Regions from separate parts of the Homo sapiens genome. Here region 2 is linked to region 1. Evidence: chromatin contacts called from ENCODE Hi-C or POLR2A ChIA-PET data. All regions are on one chromosome and are shown on one strand. The core of a region is the stretch at or near the end of the contact, and the rest is flanking DNA. Distances in the headings are between cores, read along the strand shown.

The links. Hi-C counts contacts between places; a loop is a spot of excess contacts on that map. ChIA-PET counts read pairs that join two places held with the same protein, here RNA polymerase II (POLR2A). Pooled maps may share reads with other maps.
Region 2: a pooled map shows a loop between it and region 1 (7-fold over the local background). The contact joins the promoter of SKOR1-AS1 here to the enhancer-like site in region 1. A Hi-C loop is called at or near these places in 1 of 168 maps with a recorded cell type or tissue (Caco-2) and 7 of 50 pooled maps. POLR2A ChIA-PET finds 5 or more read pairs at or near these places in 3 of 52 experiments (A549, Caco-2 and WTC11).

What each region holds. Positions count from the first base shown.
Region 1 is chr15:67,913,025-67,916,591 of GRCh38, reverse strand. No RefSeq gene overlaps it. Among named protein-coding and RNA genes, the nearest start is that of RNU6-1, 75 kb to the right of the region's middle. Within about 2 kb of position 1,343, at least 25 of the 41 ENCODE cell types and tissues checked have a DNase peak (open chromatin) inside an H3K27ac peak, as active enhancers do.
Region 2 is chr15:67,836,745-67,840,438 of GRCh38, reverse strand. It overlaps SKOR1-AS1 (SKOR1 antisense RNA 1), which reads left to right and starts at 1,560. Exons shown (of 3, transcript NR_120345.1): 1 at 1,560-1,729; 2 at 3,006-3,349. RNU6-1 (RNA, U6 small nuclear 1) reads left to right here and starts at 394; the gene lies at 394-500. RefSeq lists enhancers at 1-48, 1-456, 3,080-3,610.

The DNA of each region.
Region 1 (3,567 bases), core at 94-2,593:
AGACCAGAAGAATTGTGGAAGAGTAGAAGAGAAGACATCTTTTCACTGGAATTTAAAATTTTCAAGCCACATGACTGTATTATTAACACCAAATAAGGAGACAAATAGATGGATTAATTAAATAAATGGGATTGACTGGGTACAGTGGTCCACACCTGTAATCCTAGCACTTTGAGAGGCCAAGACAGGAGGATCACTTGAGCTTAGGAGCTCAAGACCAGCCTGAGAAACATAGTGAGATCTCATCTTTTTTTTTTTTTTTTTTTTTTTTCAAAAAAGGTAAATAAATGGGACTAATAATGCCTTTCTCATGGTGGAGAACAAATGAGATAACAGAAGTGAAAAGACTTCTACACTAAGTGACAACCAGATGTGAAGGGTTATGACTAGTAATTATGGTGCTTTTTAGTAAAAGCAAACTTTGCTCTGGGTTTATGGAACAAACTGTAAGAAAGGACATAAATTTCAGGCTGTTCATTAGCCAAGTTCTCCTCTTTGAGATGAAGTAGGTTTCCTTGGCCACAGGTGAAGCCATCTTGTACTGCAATGGAAATTTCCATCTTGGCATCCACAAATGAGAGCTTCCCTTCCCCCACACATACTGGCTCTCCTGAGCCCAACACATTGCATCCAGGCCGTCAGTTGGAGAACTCTTCTGGAAAACATGATTAAGGCTGCACAAACTGGGGGGTTTATTGGGTATGACAGTGAGGGCCACGGTTTGTTTTTCAAGGGAGGGAGCTAAGTCCCAGAAATAGCTGAGCTCGAGATGGCAGGCGGCTGGCAAAGGCAGGAGGCTCCAGGGCAACGCTCCCAGGCCATGTTGACTTAGGACCGGCTGCCTGAGCATTGTAAACAATTGCAGAAATGATTTCCTACCCTGGCAGAAGTCTTGTTTGGACAAGGGATCCCCCCTCCTTCTTTAAAAGGCAGTTTTATCATTTGTTTGCAAAAATGTTCAATCCCCTCTTTCTTTTCTTGTTCCCTCTGTGGCTCTGGTCTCCCCCAGAGCCAGATGAAAAATCTTTGTGTTTCTTTAATGTTAACCAAACCCCCACTCCTTTTTTAAACTGTTCCAGGTCTGCTGGACAAATACTTCCCAGCAACAGGACTAACAAGCGTCTGTTAAGGATTTTGTTAGGCTGTAGTCTTTAGCTGAAGTGACTTAATTTTTTTTTTCTCCTTGCTTATTACATTTTTAACTCCTAACACAATAAAATCTGCACACACAAGGATTGGGAGAGCCATAAAAATGAAACTCATAATGTCTTGGCCTGAACTAGCGAATGCTCCATCTAGACACTGATGTAACAGATTTGGTCTCACCCATCCTCCCAAGATGTCAGACTAGGAAATAAAACTAGTTGTAAGGGAGTAAGCTTAAAACAGAATTGTGAGCTCTGTCAGGCTGCTGGCTGGGGTGGGGCTTCTGAGAGGCTGGGGGATGGGCTGCACATTCTGAAAAGCAGCCAGAACACTGAGCAGCTCAGAAAGAAGGAATACTCTGTTCTTGACCACCCAGGGACAAGGGCAGCCAGGGGCCAGATGCGGAGCGTGATATGCTAACCTACATAGCCCACATGTCACCTCACTCCAAAAGGGAGGAGGAGGAAAAGAATAAGGAGGGATAAGAGTGGAAGATGGAAAAAGGAAAAGAAAGAGAGGGAGAGGAGATAGGAAGGAAGGGGTGCTTGGAGAGCAGAGGCGGCAGAGGCTGTATCAGTCATAGTCCCAGCTGGAAACAAGCCACTCACAAGCTTGGTAATGGAAGAGAGTTTAGTAAAGGGATTATTGACGAGGTATAGGCAAGAGTTAAGGGAAACCAAGAGGATGGTGCTACAATCCCATAGCCTGCAGCCACAGGGGAGGAGCTGTTACCACTGAGACCTGAAGGTCTTCCTCTAAAGACATTACGTAAGACATAGCTTCTCATCATTATTTCACCAGGAAATATATCACTCTACTTGAGGACATGTTAGAGACAGATGATGAATCCAAATTTAGAACTGACATAGGAGAAAACTGAGGTATAAACAGGCTGGTGGTAAGCATTAAATGTGTTTGAACATGAAAGCCTATATAACCGTAATGATCACATTTACTGGAAAATAATATAATCGTTATAGTTATTGTGGGAAAAAAAACACTCTACAAAATGTTTCTTTGTTAATCATTGCTGTTGTTGATAATAGAACATATGGGGGAAATTCCTAAAACTATAATTAAAGAAGGAATGGAAGGAAAAGGAGATTGGTGTTTGCTTGTTTGTTTTTATGGTAGCAAAATATATATAACATCAGATTTACTCTTTTTTGGAGATAGGGTCTTGCTCTGTCACCTAGACTGGAATGCAGTGATGCAATCACGGCTCACTGCAGCCTCAACCTCTCAGACTTGAGCAATCCTCCCACCTCAGCCTCCCAAGTAGCTGGGACTACAGATGTTCACCACTATGCCCAGCTAATTTTTAAATTTTTTGTAGAGATTGGGTCTTTCTATGTTGCTCAGGCTGGTCTCAAACTCCTAGATTCAAGCAATCCTCCTACTATGGCCTCCCAAAGTGCTGGGGTTACAGGTGTGAGCCAACATGCCTGGCCAAATTGACCAGTTCTGTGGTGTTAAGTACATTCACACTGCTGCACAATGATCACCACCATTTATCTCCAGAACTTTTATCTTCCCAAACTGAAACTCTATACCCACTAAACACTAACTCCCCATTCTCTTTCCTTAACCCCTGGCAACAACCATTCTACTTTTTGTCTCTATGATTTTTGACTATTCTAGATATCTCAAATAAGGGGAATCATACAGTGTGTGTGTGTGTGTGTATGTGTGTGTGTGTGTGTGTGTGTGTCTTATTTCACTTAGCATAACGTCCTCAAGGTTCATTCATGTTGTAGCATTTATGGGAATTTCCTCCTCTTTTAAGGCTGAGTATTTCATTTCATATATATATATATATATATATATATATATATATATATATACACACACACACACACACACACACAGCATTTGTTAATCCACTCATCTGTTAATGGGCACTTGGGTTGCTTCCATCTTTCGACTGTTGTAAATAATGCTGCTATGAACATGGGTGTGCAAATACATAAGTCCCTGCTTTCACTTCTTTTGAGTAGAATTGCTGAATCATATGATAATTCTATGTTTAATCTCCTTTTTAAAATTTTAGTTATTTATTTAGAGATGGGGTCTCACTCTGTCACCCAGGTGTAATGCCCTGGCTACGATCACACCTCCCTGCAGCCTTGAACTCCTGAGCTCAAGTGATCCTCTCACCACAGCCTCCCGAGTAGCTAGGACTACGGGCGTGCACTGTTGTGCCTGGTCTATGTTTAATTTCTTGAAGAATCACCACACCGTTTTCCACAGTGGCTGCTGCAAGGGTGATTTTTTTAAATCGCCAATTTCCGTTTTTTTTTTTTTTTTTAAGAGGGAATAAATGGTACTGTTTCTTTTTTGAAGATTATAAATTGAGAAATACTGATTGAATATATTATTTTTATTTATTTGTTTGTTTTCTGGAGACAGGGTCTAACTCTG
Region 2 (3,694 bases), core at 311-2,810, 76 kb after region 1:
TAGTTTCGGGGATCAGCGTTTGAGTAAGAGCCCGCGTCTGAACCCTCCGCGCCGCCCCGGCCCCAGTGGAAAGACGCGCAGGCAAAACGCACCACGTGACGGAGCGTGACCGCGCGCCGAGCGCGCGCCAAGGTCGGGCAGGAAGAGGGCCTATTTCCCATGATTCCTTCATATTTGCATATACGATACAAGGCTGTTAGAGAGATAATTAGAATTAATTTGACTGTAAACACAAAGATATTAGTACAAAATACGTGACGTAGAAAGTAATAATTTCTTGGGTAGTTTGCAGTTTTAAAATTATGTTTTAAAATGGACTATCATATGCTTACCGTAACTTGAAAGTATTTCGATTTCTTGGCTTTATATATCTTGTGGAAAGGACGAAACACCGTGCTCGCTTCGGCAGCACATATACTAAAATTGGAACGATACAGAGAAGATTAGCATGGCCCCTGCGCAAGGATGACACGCAAATTCGTGAAGCGTTCCATATTTTTACATCAGGTTGTTTTTCTGTTTTTACATCAGGTTGTTTTTCTGTTTGGTTTTTTTTTTACACCACGTTTATACGCCGGTGCACGGTTTACCACTGAAAACACCTTTCATCTACAGGTGATATCTTTTAACACAAATAAAATGTAGTAGTCCTAGGAGACGGAATAGAAGGAGGTGGGGCCTAGGCAGATTCATCTCTGCGGTGCATTTTGCCTCTGGCCCTCGGGCCCTAGTTTGCGATCTTTCCCATCTTGCCTCTGCTTCCCTCTGCACAATCCTGAGTATTGCAGTACCTTACACTTAAGGAAATTTCGTCTTGCCAAAGTTGATCCATTTCAGCTCCGAAACATAACAGGAACTAGTGCAACGATAAACGTATGAGGAACTTGCAATAAGAGTGACAGAATCCTTTGAATCAAAAAAAAAAAAAAAGCCACCACTTAATGAGTATCTACCATATGTCAAGGGCTTCACCAATATTTCATTGAAATATTCCAGACCAAATAAATAAATAATAAAAGAAAAAAAGAAAAGGGGGAGGGGGCAGAAAAATAAAATAATGTTTAAAAAATTCCTGACAGCCCCACCCTGTGGGTTTTACTGTTTTACTGTCATCATTTTACACCAATCACTGAGAGGTAAAGCCTGATAAGACTTACAGAGGCACAGACCCTGAAAAGATCGGGACCCAGGTCTCAGGTAATTGAGTTACAAAAACACAGTCCCGAGTGGTAAGACAAAGAGGAAACAAAGTCCAACCACGTTCAGATTTCCTGCGATGACTTAGGCAATGTTTTCTGAAATATCTTTCCAACAGAAAAATGGTGCAACTGCTTTGCTAGTGCTTCAGCATGCACGTGGGCCCTGCGGCCACTGGGACCTCAGTCGATCTGCCGGGAGCGGCCGCACAGCTCCCAGCCTCCAGGCGCGCCGCAGGAGGACTGTTAGGCTCGAAGCCCCGGAGCCACCCAGGGACAGCGGCGGGTACTCTACCAGCGGGCGCTGGGAGCTGCCGGGCAGCATTCCATTCAGGACTCATTCCTTTTCTCTTCAGTGGAAGTGAAATGATCCTTTCCAGGTAACAGCCGAGCATAGGGGACTGCGGGACATCTCCGCCTCTTCCTTGGCTCTGGGCCTTCGATGTAAGGCGTTAGAGGACAATCTTTGTTGGCTGGATTTCTGTTCTTCCCCTAGAGATATCTGGTTCTTTGGAGGCCACTTGGGCAATTGGGTGAGTAGTTTTAAATGTCTCCCTTGGGATGCCAAATAAGAAAACGACCAATGTCGATGTGGCTCCCTCTCTTTCAGCACAGACAACCCATCAGACTGGAATATTATTAGTCTACGTATGTGGAAGGGGGTGTTATGGGGAGTAAAATAGAATCCAAGAGTGAAGGACTTGGCCCAAAAAGGACTGTTGAGATTGTTCTAAAGAAACTGGTCGGGCGCAGTGGCTCACGCCTGTAATCCTAGTACTTTGGGAGGCTGAGCTGGGAGGATACCGAGGTCAGGGGTTCGAGACCAGTCTGGCCAACAAGGTGAAGCCCTGTCGCTACTTAAAAGAAAAGAAAAGATTAGAACAGAAATTAGGAAAAAGACAGGCAGTTCCTAGCCCCAGAAAATCCAGAGACCTGGCTGACTTCCTTTCCTCTGCACTAACCTGCTGAGGGAACTTGGGCAAGTCTTCGCCTCTTTGGACACATAGAGTCAATGCATTGGCGTTGCAGGATGCCCTTCCAACCTCTGTGCTTCTAGATTCTTATGAATGTGTCTCCAGAAACTCAATAGTCCATGCATTGGCGTTGCAGGATGCCCTTCCAACCTCTGTGCTTGTAGATTCTTATGAATGTGTCTTCAGAAAGCTCAATAGTCCAGGCTTGAAAAAGCACCGGTTTGTCCTCCTTTCTGGGCCCCCTTTCTGGGCCCCTGGAGGAGAGGAGGGTGATGGACTGGGGTACATTTTGGGACTCTAAAAGCATTCCTGGCTTGAGTCTCAGGAAAGTGAATTCAGAGGGAGTTGTAATCTTTGCAAACACCAATACAATAGCACTTCTTGTATGCCAGGAGCTGTTCTCAGTGCTTTACATATATTAACAGAAAACAGTTCTATGAAGTAGGTACTGTTAATCTCCCTATGTTATAGATGAGGAAGCTAAGGCACAGAGAGATTCAACAACTTGCCCAATGTCACTCATCAATGACAGGGCAGCATTGAGACCTCAGTAAATCTGGCTCCAGAGTTTGTGCTCTTAGCCAAGCATCTGAGGATGGAGAGAGGAGATGAGGCTGTTTAGAATTCATGGGAAGAGCATGCAGATCCAGTTCTGCTTTTGTTGGTGTTCTGAATTCAAGGCAGGAGTCACATGTTTGCAACGGATCAAGGCTTTAGAGCAGGGTAGCTACGAATGGGTGGACCTGTGTGCCAGTGACCTGGAAAAGTATGACGGAGTGAAGGAATACCCCCTTTAGGACACAGTTGGAACAGGAACAAAGTTTTCCTTTTCTAGGTTAACAATCACTTACCTGATACCTGCTCCCAAAACGAATCCTATTGATGAAGGATCTTCTTTCTGAGCAGTAAACCTGTGTTTAATTAACCTTATGCAAATGAGCTTAATTGCTTATCAGTGGCTGTTGTCCAGAAGCACCTAGGGATTCCTTCCCTCAGACATTTTCAGCACCTAGATGAACCGCAAAGTTGGAAGCCTTTCATCTACACATGTGTTGTGTGCCTGTGGAGCCCTGGGCCCTGTGTTGAAGATTGCAAGGAAAAGCAAGGTGTGACCCCTGCTGTGGACTTACTTTCAGTCTTAGGGCAACAGACACTTACAACCAAGAATAACAAAGGGAGGTGAGTGCCCTGCTAGCCTCATGAACCGAGTGCCACTAGAACACAGAGTCACCTGTGCTCCAGGAGTTAAGGGGTCTTCTAAGTGGTGCTTTTGCACACAGGTTACCCTGATTTGCAGAGGAAATGGAGATGGGAAGGGACTTACTGCTTTCTCCCGTGGGGGTGAAAAATAAACCCACTTGATGCTGTCTCCAACGGCGGCTCCAACTTTGCTCAGTCTCTCACTCTGGATTTGCCAGAACAGGTGGGGATAGAGATCATCTTCCCACTGCGGATCCCAAGAGGGGCCCCGGCTTCCGTTCACTCTTGTCCCTTACCCCAGACCTGGGACTCCAGAGCCAGACC